Regions from separate parts of the Homo sapiens genome. Here regions 1 and 2 are each linked to region 3. Evidence: chromatin contacts called from ENCODE Hi-C or POLR2A ChIA-PET data. All regions are on one chromosome and are shown on one strand. Each heading gives the region's core, a stretch centred on a gene start or an enhancer-like site at or near the end of the contact. The rest is flanking DNA. Distances are from core to core; before and after follow the strand shown. Region 1 overlaps TSHZ2 (teashirt zinc finger homeobox 2). Region 2 overlaps TSHZ2 (teashirt zinc finger homeobox 2). Region 3 overlaps TSHZ2 (teashirt zinc finger homeobox 2).

Evidence for each region. A loop is a pair of places that touch in the nucleus more often than their neighbours do. ChIA-PET counts read pairs that join two places held with the same protein, here RNA polymerase II (POLR2A). Pooled maps may share reads with other maps.
Region 1: a map of endometrial microvascular endothelial cells shows a loop between it and region 3 (4-fold over the local background). The contact joins two enhancer-like sites. A Hi-C loop is called at or near these places in 6 of 168 maps with a recorded cell type or tissue (MCF 10A, chondrocyte, endometrial microvascular endothelial cells and 2 more), 3 of 37 single-sample maps with no recorded cell type and 10 of 50 pooled maps. POLR2A ChIA-PET finds 5 or more read pairs at or near these places in 7 of 52 experiments (HCT116, MCF 10A, OCI-LY7 and 3 more).
Region 2: a loop to region 3 is called in a map of OCI-LY7, with 4 times the contacts of the local background. The contact joins two enhancer-like sites. A Hi-C loop is called at or near these places in 3 of 168 maps with a recorded cell type or tissue (OCI-LY7, breast epithelium and naive thymus-derived CD4-positive, alpha-beta T cell) and 1 of 50 pooled maps. POLR2A ChIA-PET finds 5 or more read pairs at or near these places in 6 of 52 experiments (CD4-positive, alpha-beta T cell, OCI-LY7, activated T-cell and 2 more).

The regions. Positions count from the first base shown.
Region 1 is chr20:53,075,188-53,079,702 of GRCh38, forward strand. All of the region lies in intron 1 of TSHZ2 (teashirt zinc finger homeobox 2), which reads left to right. Among named protein-coding and RNA genes, the nearest start is that of TSHZ2, 110 kb to the left of the region's middle. Within about 2 kb of position 2,449, at least 5 of the 41 ENCODE cell types and tissues checked have a DNase peak (open chromatin) inside an H3K27ac peak, as active enhancers do.
Region 2 is chr20:52,998,548-53,003,013 of GRCh38, forward strand. All of the region lies in intron 1 of TSHZ2 (teashirt zinc finger homeobox 2), which reads left to right. Among named protein-coding and RNA genes, the nearest start is that of TSHZ2, 28 kb to the left of the region's middle. Within about 2 kb of position 2,589, at least 6 of the 41 ENCODE cell types and tissues checked have a DNase peak (open chromatin) inside an H3K27ac peak, as active enhancers do; they include OCI-LY7, where a contact is called at or near this core.
Region 3 is chr20:53,039,096-53,043,568 of GRCh38, forward strand. The region is part of intron 1 of TSHZ2 (teashirt zinc finger homeobox 2); the gene reads left to right. Among named protein-coding and RNA genes, the nearest start is that of TSHZ2, 69 kb to the left of the region's middle. Within about 2 kb of position 1,741, at least 7 of the 41 ENCODE cell types and tissues checked have a DNase peak (open chromatin) inside an H3K27ac peak, as active enhancers do; they include OCI-LY7, where a contact is called at or near this core.

The sequences.
Region 1 (4,515 bases), core at 1,199-3,698, 37 kb after region 3:
AGATTGGAATCTACTGAGTAATGCAAATAAATAAAAAAGAGACAGGTAGTCTCAGACTTTTTCATTATTGCCTTCTTTGCTGTGAAGCTCATGGACTGCTCTGTGCAAAGGATCTTTCTTTTTACCATTTTAATAGCCTGTGCAATGGGATTAAGAAAGATCTTGGGTTTTTCATTCAACAGATATTTTCATCATTAAAATGCTTACTGTTTTTGAGCACATAAGTGACTCTACTGGAATGGTAGTAGGAAAATAGGGACACGAAGGGGATTTGAAGTCAGATTATGAAAGCACTGCATGCCAAGCTATAAAAGGAGCGACAAATCAGGGAGGTTAGTTTCTGATACTAACCTTGGCAAACACAGAGAGGGGAGAAGCAAGTGCAAAAGCCCTAGATGAAAATGAGTTTGGATAGTATGTTCTAGAAACAGAAGGCAGCAGGACAGGTGAGAACTAAACAAGGCAGAGCGTGATAAGATATGAGAATGAAGGTGGAGGAAGGAGTAGGGTGATCACCAGCCCAGGCTGCTAGGAGACTGAGGGAGTTCTTGGGGTGATGGATTTTCAGTTTTTAAACTGGGAGAGTCCACGGCACACTGGGACAAGTCAGCCACCATCGGTGGGAGCCAGGTTCTGCTGGGACTGGGGACCATGGGAAGGAGTTTGGGCTGTACTTTACATGCAATGGGAGAGACTGAATGTGTTTTAAGTGGCACATTCTCAACTGCATTCAGTCTGGAGACTGAAACACTGATTCCTTGTTCTTTGGCAAGTCACCCAACCCCTCTTGACCTCGCTTTCCTCACTTCTAGCGAGAGGTGGTTACACCAGATGATCTTCAAGGTTCCTTTCGACTCTGAGACCCTAGGACACTTTTCACTTTGTTCTGTAGACAGAAAAGAGTGGTCAAGGATTACTGAGCAAAGGAATAACACAAAGAATTTTTTGAAGGATTAATCTGGCAGTAGTTTACAAAACTAATCACAGCAAAGAGAGATCTGAAGAAAACAGTTGAGCTCTTACAGTGATCCAAGCAAGAGATGATGAGAGCCTGGACTGGATGACAGCAGAAAGGATGATGGAGACAGGAAGGAAGGGTGGAGTGATATTAACCAGAAAAATTGCTGAATTTGCTGGCAAACTGCACATGGCTGATAATGGAGTCACCAAAGTGTGATTTAATTCATTCATTCATTTGTTCAACTTACTGAGGCCCTATTGTGTGCCAGGCACTGGATGAAAGTAGATGAGCAAGTCCTTGCCTTCACAGAGCTCACAATCTAGTGGGGAAACCAGTATCAGACTGCACGTTTCAGTTGTGCTTAATACTATGAAAGGACTGGGCCAGATTCCATACAAGCGATGCGGAGGTCCTGACCCAGTCTGAAGATCACTGAGGGCTTACTGAGATGAGTGATGTCAAAGCTCACAGCTAAAAAAGAAAAAAACAGCACTAAATTAGGTTGATGGTGGGAGGTGAGGGTGGAGCAGGCCATGGAGTGGAGAACATTTTAGGCACAGGTACCTTATTTGCTGACAACATGAGGCAGGAAGATGTTGCACATTCAATGAACTTAGGAAAACACAACCTGATGAAGGACTAGATGGAGGATCCTGGAAGGCTGGAAAGAGTTAAATTATAAAAGGGACTTGCAGATGCATAATTCATTTTGGACGCAATTCAGAGAGTGATGGGAAGTCATTAAAGAAAGAGTTATAAACAAGACCCTGATGTGCAGTTTCAGAGTTTTGCATTTTTGTATCCGGAAGAATCATGGTATTCCTAAGAGAACTCGGGCTTAGAGAGAGTGGAGAGGTAAATTCTGATGGAAAAGCAAAAGAGGGGAAAGGAAAAGTGTGACCAAGTGGAAGTAGTCTCTCAGGTGCTGAAGACACAAGTCTATGAGCTTAGCAGAGATGAGAGGTAAAGATAATGCTCTGGAGGCCAGGCACGATGGCCCATGCCTGTAATCCCAGCACTTTGGGAGGCTAAGGCGGGTGGGTCACTTGAGGTCAGGAGTTCGATACCAGCCTGGGCAACATGGTGAAACCCTGTATCTACTAAAATACAAAAAAAAAATAGCATGGTGGCGTGTGCGTGTAATCCCAGCTACTTGGGAGGCTGAGGCAGGAGAACCATTTGAACCCTGGAGGCAAAGGTTGCAGTGAGCCAAGATTGTGCCACTGCACTGCAGCCAGGATGACAGAGTAAGACTCTACCTCAAAAAAAAAAAAAAAAAGATAATACTCTGGGGATCATCTGTACAGTTGGAGCTGTGAGAGTGAATTAGTTTTGTTTGAGAAGGGAGAGTTAGCAAGGGGAGAAAAGATTGACAAGACCAGAGTCTTGGGACCTGTCCACATATTAGGAGCAATTCTGGATGATCCAGAGATAGAAAGGCAAACAGAAGGGAGGACGACCCAGGAGGTTTAGGCACATCATACACAGCAGCCAAGCCTGAGTCACACAGACAGGGTAGTGGAGGTATCAAATACTGCACAAAGGTCAAAGAAAAACAAAGCCTGACAAAAGGCCAGTCAGTGTGGCAATTAATAGATCATTCGTTATCGCTGAAAAGGAGGTTGGTGACTAATGTTTGGATTACATCACCTTGGACAAAATTAATAACAAATTTCCTGATAGTCACTTGCAAAGATGCAATGGAAATTGGCTGCTCACTCTCCCTGTCTGTTCTGAAATTTCTTAACTTTGTGAACACTCTAATCTCCTCTGAGTACTGCAGCAGAAAATTGAAATGTGCCCTGTGTACAATGTGGGTGAGTTTCTGTTACCCAAATCCTTACCTTTTAGATGTTTAGAATGTCAACTTCTCCAATTTACTGAATGCGTAGGCAGAGTTTGCATGACTGTTTCTGAGAGTGAATCTATCGGAAAGGAGGGAGAATGACATGCGAAGAGCTTCTATCAATCACGAATCCAGCTTTAGACTGCAAAATCTGTGTGTTCACGCTAAGAAAGGGAGATTTCCTGAAGTCAAAGATCTAAACCCAAAATCTAAAAACATATGAGTAAAGAGTTTTGCACTTAGGGGGATTACTCAGAATAGAGAAAATAATGTGGGTTTAACCATTTCATGACAGCTTTTTTTCTATTCCTTTGAATGAACACCTAGACATTTTTTAAATTAAAATTTTGAGTAATACTTGTTCATTGTAGAAGATTTGCCAAGTCCAAGAACTACAGTATGCCTGACACCTAATAAATACTCGTTAAATATTTCTTGAAAAAAGACATGAAATGGTACAAGATAAAACTGGATTAGAGGGACTCTGGCATATTTGGGATCATGTTAACACTTTTCGATGTGGTCTTTGAGCATGGAGGAATTATTATAGGTTTTTAGTCACAGGATTACATCATAAATTATCTTTGAAAAATACCCTGGCTGCATTTTGCTGGATGTATTGGAGTAGAATGAGGATGGATTCAAGGACAGCAGTGAGGTAGTTACTGTGATAATCAGGTGACAAAAAGATGGTGGCTTAGACTAGGCTGGCAGCAATAGAGATGTAGAGAAGTGGGTGGATTGAGATAGATTTGGTGGTAAAAATCAATAGAGCTTGGCTATATGGTAAATTTAGAGGTACGCTGGGAATAATGGAGTGGGGGAAAATTTTGGTAAAGGTAAAAATCGTAATTCCATTTGGGAACTGTTAAGTTTGATGTTCAAGAGTTAGGGAGAAGACCATTGGGTACTTATCTGGATTTCAACATAATACCCAATTACATCAATGTCAAAGTCCTAGCAAATAGAACATAATGAACCCCTGGCAGTGGACGAGCATGTTTAGGGTGAGATTATTGAGGAAGAAAGACTAAGCCCTGAGAAAGGCCAATATCCAACATTGAAAAGGAAAAAAGTCTGCAAAACATGAGCTTTTGGAGAGCGTGGAAGACTATCAACATAGGGTGATTGTCAAAATAGGAAGTAATAGAGAAGAGAGTGTCTCAAGAGGGAAAAAGTGGTTAGCTCTACTAACTACTTTTAGTAGAAGTCAGTAAGGTGCAAGTTGAAAAAATGCACACTGGACTTAACTTGGCTGAGCTCCTGGGTGAACTTAGTAAAAGCATTCACAGTAGACCAATGGGAGGAGAAGCCAGACTGGGTGGGTTGAAAAATAAATGAGAGATGAGAAATAGAGACAACAGTGTGCATATCTCATGCGGGTTGCCAGACAGTGGTTAACGTAGACAGTGACATGTTCACACTGGAAGAGGTTAATCTGCAGAGCAAGTGCAAAACCCTCTCAAATCGCTGCTATGTTTAAGGCATCTTAGCGCTACAGAGACAGAATAATCCTGTGTATTGGGAATACAGAAAGGAAAAAATCAGGAATGCAGAGACTTCAAGTCTTTAGAGGCCAAATTCCAAGGCTTTGGTCTGAGCCAGGCACTATTTCAAACAGCTGGATTATGTGCCAATATGCCTAACGAAGTGAATATCAGCTGGCCCCACACTGGTAATAAAACGATAATAACTCTATAAATAAATG
Region 2 (4,466 bases), core at 1,339-3,838, 40 kb before region 3:
CCTTGCCTCAGCCTTTAGATTAGGTTAAATCCACCCTCGCCAGTACAGGCCTGAAAGCACCATATACCTCACTGCCTTGCTCTTTTCAGGGTTACAATTCTATGATTCTTGGTTTAGTTAATTTCTGTCTATCGCCTCTGCACACAGTTCCATGAGGGCAGGAACCATGTCCAGTTTTATGACTCCCACCTGCTGGGACCCCACCATAGTGTCCAGTACATGTAGAAGCTCAATAAATATTTGTTCAGTGAACAGATGCGTGCTCTCAGGACATATAATTAGGAATATTGTAGGCGTATTGCTGGCTACTTAGTTTATCTCTTCAGGAATGTTCAAAACATTTCTAGAACTGTTTTCTGTTTATTCAATTCCAGGTGATGAGAAAATCAACTCAACCGAACTACTATTTTTAAGCACTTTCCACACATTCAGCATTATACCACTTAATCCTCACAACATTTTATAAATTTTATAAATGAATAAACTGAAACTTACAGCAGTGATTTCAGACTAGCAAAATGATGGCAGAGCTGAAAACCACGTTCTACTCTTCACTGCCACATTCCACTCTTCACTGCCACATTCCAAGACCCATGAGTCTGAGGCCTCATGCTCTCCCTTGGGTTGGAATCAGAGTGGTTCTCCAAGATGCACAGAGTTCCCGATTCACCTCCTTAACACAGATCTTTATTAAGCACACCACCTGGGTGCCAAGCACTGTTCTGTAGCAGCAGTAATGAGTAAGATCCATCAGGACCCTGCTCTCAGGGGACAGAAGCAACATATATACTTAAGATGCCATGTGGTTAAAAAGGGGCTAAGAAGAAAAACAAAGGGTGGCAAAGGGAGGGAAGGTGAGGGAAGGGGGCTATAAACCATAGAGCCTTTGCCTCCTTCATTTTTGTATCTGAGCACTTGGCTCAAGGGCCAGTGTGCGATAGGTCTCCTCAGTTAGCATCGGTTGATGACTGACTGACAGATGGAATCCAACATTTCCAAAGTGGGCTAAGCACCAGCTGGTGTCGTATGTGACCATAAAACTGAGCAGAGCAAACGGCCAGTCTAGAGATTGGGATTTCCTACCCTGTTGCCCAGATTTTCCTCCCTCTATCAGCCACTGGTTTGTGACTGGAATCATCAGAATCGCCTCTAGAGCTTTCAAAAAAAAGTCATGTGCTCAGCTTTTCCTTGGGCAAACTGGGATTTCTGGGGGTGGAAAACCAGCATGTGTGTTTTTAAAAAATCCTACAGTTAAGTCTGATGTGCTCAAATGGTTGAGATGCTGTATACCCCAACCATGTGAAATAATAACACCATCTAGCTTTCACTGAGTGCCTACTGTGTGCCAAGCCACATACTCAGTGGTTAACCAACCCCACTAAGAGAGAAGAAGATGGTGACGATGATGATGGTAATGAAAACAACAGCTAATATTTATTGAGTAATGTTGTTTGTGCCTGGTGTTATGCTAAACACTTATGATGTCCAAATAGTTCATCTTCGCAGACGTCCAATGAGTCTTTTTCTGTCTCACTCACCATTATAGACATTTCAGAGAAGGTTCAAGTAAGTATCAGATATATGTTTCAAGCAGGGGTTGACAAACTGTGACCTGTGAGCTAAACGCCACCTGTTTTTGTATGACCTATGGGTTAGAATGGTTTTTACATTTTTTAATGATTGGGAGGAAATGTGAAAATTAGTTTTCTTAGGTTATATAAGTACCTATATAATATCTTAAATTTTGTCTCTTGGCCTGCAAAGCTCAAATTTACTATTTGGTCCTTTATTGGAAAAGTTTGCTGGCTTCTGCCCTAGTGTATTTTTTTCCAACTTGTTGTATGTGTAGGACAGTCATATGAGTGATTGTTTTAGGTGGTAGAAGCATGAATTTTTAAAATAATTATGGTTTCATTTGCTGTGTAATAGAAGGGGAAAGTAAAACTAATATATTAAAACTGATTTCATGGATGTTACTGCTCAATCCAATGTAAAGAAAAAAATGAATCTTTTTGAAATCAATTTTTAAAAAATAATAATACAGGCAGTATGGAGATAAAACAGAAATCATGCAAGTTATAGAAATGGGATAAACACTGTTATAGGATCAGAAAGTGGGATGAATAGGGAAAAGTCAAAATAATGGAAACAATTTCACCTGGATGAGAAAGATAGGAGATGAGATGACGGAAGCTTTTTGCATTTTTAATATTCTGTGATTCTCAGTTTCTTAGAACCCTTGTTTTTCAGGACTTTTTGATCTCTTGAGGTCTCTTCCAGCGCTCTGATTCCATGAAAAGTTTCCTCGGGAGATACTGACACAAGCTGGGGGATGTCCAGGGTTCGTTATAGCTCAAGGCACAGTCTTCCTGTGTTTTTCCTTCTGCTGACTTAGAAAGACAGATGAGCAAACCTCAGATGGATTCAGAGGTTTGGTGGGGAAATCTGAGAGGCTCTCTAGTTCAGCCAGGAGTGGAAGAGGGGGACAGCCATCTGATAATGACTGTTGCTATTTTAAGACACAGATAGCAGAGATGAGGAGTAGCGTGATGAAAACTCACATTAAAACAACCAAGAGAGGCACAACAGGAACTCTATGAACCCCAGAGAGACCCGGTCTGGGTTTACAATGACAATGTTGTGTGTGCGTTCATGTGCGTGTGTGTGTGTGTGTGTGTGTGTGTGTGTGTGTGTGTGTGTGTGTGTGTTTGGGAGGGGGTGCTGATATTTTTTTAAATGCAGATGGTTTTGTTCTCTGTAGTTGAAGCTTCAGTTCAGCAGCTCTGAGACAAACAGGAAAGCCTGTGTTATTCTCTACAGGAACACATCAAAGGTAGTTTCTGGCAACAGTCAAAATGTATATCAAGGAAGGAGAAAGGATTCATGACCTGTTTGAACAACTAGTGTTAAAAACACATTCGAGAAGAAATAATGCTAGGTAGAGGATGAAAGGAAAATAGGAGAAAGGAAGACCCCTTGCTTCACTCAGACCTAAAGATGATTGTTTCTCACCATTGCTAGCTTTTTCAAGAATAAGGAAGCGAAAAAATCACCTGTCTCATTTATCATCTGACAGGGGAGCTAAACTCTGCTGGATGAAACTTTTTCTTTTGCCCCAGACTAAATAAAGCCCCACCTCGTCTTCTGTTTCATTTTGAAAGAAAAGAGGTAAAACATGCACAACTAAAACACTTGTTTAAAAGTGTGTGACATTTCAGGAAGGTTTAACGTTACGTATGTCTTCCCTATTGAGTTTCATAAACAGAGTATCATTGTTTGATAGTGGCATAGCTGTGGTTTTGAGAAGGCTTGTCTAGAACGGAGTTCCTGAGCTGCTTGGATGATATTTCACTGCTTTGATGGAGAACGGACTAAAGAACATCATTGTGACCTTTTTATCAAGGCTTAAAGGAAGTATAAAAAGAAAACGGAAGTTGTCAACACTCACCAGGCTCTATTGTGAGGCACACAACCAACCCAGGGAGGAAAATCTAAGGTTGCTTTTGTCACCTTAACTCACATCACTTCATTGTAGTACAAGTGAGAGCCGGAACTTATTGGACACTTACTCTGTGCCACACAGGCTTTGGGTGAATTTTTGCATTTTAATTCTCACCCCAGTAAAGAGACATAATGGTATCCATGTTAGAAATGACAAAGAGGCACACAGTGAAGTCAGGTGACTCGGCCAAGCTTCTGCAGCTGCTTAGAGGCCAGGCTGATCTACCTAGCCAGGGGTACCTGACTTCCAAGCCCGTGCTGTCGACCCTTCTGGTTTAACTCTGAGTAAATTTCATACTTTGTGGAGCGTCCATCAGCCAATCACAATCTAAAAATAATACAAAATGAAAGAAACTGTCATACATTATCTTTTTTTCATCTTCCTAACAAATAAGCTGGCATGATTATTCTTTCCATTACCCTGAAAAATAAACCAAGGCTCAAGGAGAGGTCATGGTCTGCCCCAAACCACAGCCTCCATTCTCTGGCTTGAAATCTTATGCTTTTACCCACCTTTTGATGTTACCTCTTAAGTGATGTTGCCAGAATTAGCAATAAAATAAATTTATAAAAAAGAAAATAAATATTTTTATTTATAAAAAATAAATTTATAAAAAAGAACAGGATGCACAGTTAAATTTGAATTTCAGATAATATAAAAGAATGTTTAGTATAAGGATGTCCAGTACAGTATTTGGGACCTACGGGCAAGCTTTAAAGAACATAAGTTTTATCACATTCTCCAGGTACGACGTGTGTATTAATAAATCAATAGAAGTTTATCTGTGAGCAGTTATCTCAGTTTTTTAATTCCTAAGTCTTCATGTTCTGAAGAAATGGCCATCACCTTGCATTCCCAGGGCCTATTGATTATGAGGCTTCATAAACCTTAGGACTTGAGAGAACAGCTGGGATTCCTTCCCAGTTGCTAACCAATGACTTCATAATGTAATGGACAGCTCTAA
Region 3 (4,473 bases), core at 491-2,990:
GGCTGGTCTCGAACTTCCAACCTCAGGTGATCCACCCACTTCCACCTCCCTACACTTTTCATTCCTGCCATCTGGAACCCTTCTCCTTCTTGGTCTACACATGGGGGGATGTGCTTTCTCACCATCTCAGTGACTTCATCCACTTTGGAACCTACCCCGATCATCTGATTAAAAATACTCCCTGTTCCCAGCCATCCTTGATCACCCCAGAGAACTTTCCACACTCTTGTTGTTCTTTAATTTGTCTACATGAATATTTCTCAACAACAAGTGTCAGTACCTTTTTCTCTCTCGATGCTGTTGTATTCACACCTGGTACAGGTAGATCTTTATTAAATATGTGTTAACCAAATAAATTGAACAAATATTTATAGGCCTCTTTCTGTGCACTTGACACTGCTCTAGGCACTGGGGATACAGCAGTGAACAAAACAAATAAAAATCTCTACTCTAGGAGGGAAAGACAGATACTAAGCAAAAGAGTGAATAGTTGGTCAACATGGTGAAACTCCGTCTCCACTAAAAACACAAAAAATTAGCTGGGTGTGGTGGCAGGCACCTGTAATTCCAGCTACTGGGGAGGCTAAGGCATGAGAATTGCTTGAACCTGGGAGGAGGAGGTTGCAGTGAGCAGAGATTGTGCCACTGCACTCTAGCCTGGGTGACAGAGCTAGACTCCATCTCAAACACACACACACACACACACACACACACACACACCAGTGAAGAGGGCCGGCTGTGGTGGCTCACACCTGTAATCTCAGCACTTTGGGAGGCCAAAGTGGGCGGATCACAAGGCCAGGAGATTGAGATCATCCTGGCTAACACAGTGAAACCCTGTCTCTACTAAAAATACAAAAATTAGCCAGGCGTGGAGGTGCAGGCCTGTAGCCCCAGCCACTCGGGAGGTTGAGGCAGGAGAATCGCTTGAACCCAGGAGGCGGAGGCTGCAGTGAGCCAAGATCGAGCCACTGCACTCCAGCCTGGAGACAGAGCAAGACTCCGTCTAAAAAAACAAAAACAGTGAATAGTTAGTTAGGACCTCAGGGAGAGATGCACAGTGGTGGTGGGGTAAAGCAATCAGCCCAGAGACGAGGCCTGTCTGACAAGGTGAGACCTGAATGAAGTAAAGGAGCAAGTCATGGTGATGTCTAGGAGAAACATGTTCCAGGAAGAAGCACAAAAGTCCTGGGGCAGAGTCATGTTGGTCAATTTGGAGCCGCATGGCACCTGTGTGGCTGGTGTGGAGGGAGGAGGGCTAAATCAGAGGGCAGGTGTGGGGTAAGTGGTGCAAAGGCTTGTGGGCTGTGCTAAATATCTCAGCCTTTGGTGTCAAATGCAATGGGAGCCATGGAAGGGTTTTGAGCCAAGGGGTGGCATGGATAAATGAATGAGGTTACACAACTTGAGAGCAGAGAAGCTGGGATACAAACTGGGCTCTCTGAGTGCAGTTTGCTCCCACCCCGTCCCCCCACCCATCATTGCTGCATCTGTCCCTGGCCACGTGTTCTTCCCTGTGCATTTTATCATCAAAGTGAGGCCTTAGCCTTTCACGGAAGCCTGGTTGTGGGGGCTTAGCCCTGACCTGGTGGCAGGGTCCATTTTGTTTTGTTTTTCCTGTTTGTTTGGGGACTTAGTGTCCACCCTTGGACCCAACGACCCTTACCCAGGTGCGGTGTCTTCCAGCTGATCCCACAGTGGGGCCCAGGTTGCATCAGCTCAGCCTTCCTTAGGCGCAGCATTTGCTCCCTCCCCGAGTTTGACACCCCACAGCCTGGCACGGTGCCAAGTATGAGTAAATTGGGCTCAGGGTTCCTGTTGTTCCTATTCACACAGCAGCTGCTTTCTTTACCGTGCCATGAACCTGATCTCCTGGCATTGTCAGTCAGCCCTCTCTTCTCAGGTGCCAAGGGGAAACGAAACTGGTTAGTCTCTGCAGGAAGCTGAGCCGTCTCCTAAGTGCCCACCCGGCTCCTTGTGCACTAATTACCAGACAGTGGACTGAACCTTTTGCATATTTTATTAGTGAGGACTCTAAGTTTCGAGTGATTGGAAACCCAGTGGGTTTAAATCAAGAAGATTAATTTATGGCCCATGTCTCCAAAAGGCCGGGGAGGCCTTGGCGTTGCCAAGTTGGACATAAGGGCTCAAATGACTCATCAGAATTAGGTCTTATTCTTTCCATCTCTGCTTTCTTCTGGAAACTTCTATTCTCAGGACCTAGCAAGATGCCAAAATCAGATTACATCCTAATATCTCAATAAGCCCAGATTTACTTTTTAACATTTCTAGTAGACATCTGGGAATTGAGTCTCCATGCCCAGTCCTAAGCCTGTTGCTTTGCCCAGGGAATGCAGTTCTCTGATCCGCCAGTTCTGGGTCACCCATTCAGCCCTGGAGCCAGCCTAGGAGTCAGCCCATGTGACCCTCCAGGACCAACGACATAAAGGGGACAGTTTCTCAAGGAAGACTAGGGTCAAATTACCAGATACTGGATAGGCTAATATAACAGATGCCAAGTCACGCTCACTCTTTTAGTTAATCCTCGGAGAACCCTGTGGCATAGTAATTATCCCACACTGCAGATGAAGAAGGTGAGGCCCAGAGAAGTTAAGCTGGCCAAAAGTATGCAGCTGGTAAGTGGCAGAGCCAGCATTTGAATACAGATTCGCCTTTCTGCAAAATCCATGCCACGAGTCTCCTGAAACTTGAAAGAAAAGTGTTAAAACAGGATCGAGATGATCCTTGATACCCACTGCCTAAAGCAGCCCTACTGGCATGAGCTCATTCCTTCTTCTAACTTCTTTGAAGCATTTCAGGTGAATTGGAAGTCTGTTTTCCAGGAAATCTGATTATGGTGGCAAGTTCCTCCCAGCAAGAACAGAGAGGAGCATTCTGAGATTTTCCTGGAAGGAAATAAGCCTCTCCTACATTGCAGCATATTACCCAAATGTGGGAAAAAAAAAACATATGCCCATGACATTCTCTTATATAAATGTGTGGGGGCATGTTTCAAAAGCATATATATTAATATCTTCTGTGTGTATGTATATAAATATAGGTATTTATCCCTCTGCTGGATTCATAAGCATCGAGTGATTCAAACATTAATTACAATCTCCTTGGTGAGGGAAAATATTTTTCCTTCTATCATGTTCATTTTAGGATCATCTGAAGTTCATCTTTTTAGAGGGTACTGAATCATCTGGCAACACAATGTTCTTTAATTGTTAGATTGTATACACATTTTGGCGTTACTTTTTCTGAACCTCCTACTCCCTTGATTTTTATTATTAACTGTGAGAAATCACTTCAGTGTGCTAGGCATATACATTCGTATATATACACACACTGCTATTATTATATATAATCTCAATAAATTCTGACAATGCTTTGAAAGAGGCAGTACTATTATTGTTATTATGGATGAGGAAAGTGAGTTTAAACAATTTGCCTAATGAAACATGAAGATCATAGGGAATGATGGAATTGGGACTCAAATTTCGAGTTCTTTCACTTCAGAAAGTGAAAGTCAGTTACTCAGCCTCAGAACAACTGACATTTATCCATGCTATTAACTACTACACTATTATGGAAGTAGAGAAGAAAAAAAAAAAAAAAACACTGGAATTCCAAGCTTCCAAGGCTACCAAGGAGGCTAAAACATCTATTGGGGATTTAGTGGAAAATTTGCGGAAATCTATCATTGTTATAAGTGCATATGTTTCGATCCAGCAATTCCACTAGAAATGCTGGCACAAATGTGCAAGGATGTAAATATAAAAAATATTCAATGCAGTATTGTTTATAGTAGGGAAAGCTGGAAATACTTAAATGTCCATCACTAAAAAGTCAGTTAAATAAATTAGAGTGCATGATTCCAGTGGAGTGCAGTGTCACTGTTTCTTAAAGTAGGCAGAACCTCTAAATACAGGCATGTGGACAGGTAAATAAGAAATATTTTAATTTTTTTAGGTTGGCAAAGAAAGCATAATTCCAGTTTTAGGGGAAAAAAGTTAGCATCTATGTCTGCATGGAGACGGGATAAAGGTGAATGTAAATTTGATTGTGCATAAAAAAATTGCTGGAAAAATATAAATGAAACTGGTAACAGTGGTTACATCAGGGAAGTTTTTATTCTGGGGAAGGGATGTTCAGTTATACTTTATATGCCTTATTTATACTGTTCTCAACAGGAGGTGGTTTTGCCTCTCAGGGGACATTACCAAATGTCCCCGTTTTTGTTGTCACAACTCAGGGAGTGGGGTTTGCTACTGGCATCTATTAGGTAGAGACCAGGAATACTGATAAATATTATCAATTACACAGAACAGCCCTCACAATGTAGGATCATCCTGCCCAAAATGCCAATAGCACCAAGATTGAGAAACTCTGCTTGTAACCCTAAGTGTCTGAGTTTATTATAATAAGCATTCATTAATCTTGCACTTAAAAAAAAAATCTCTGAAACAT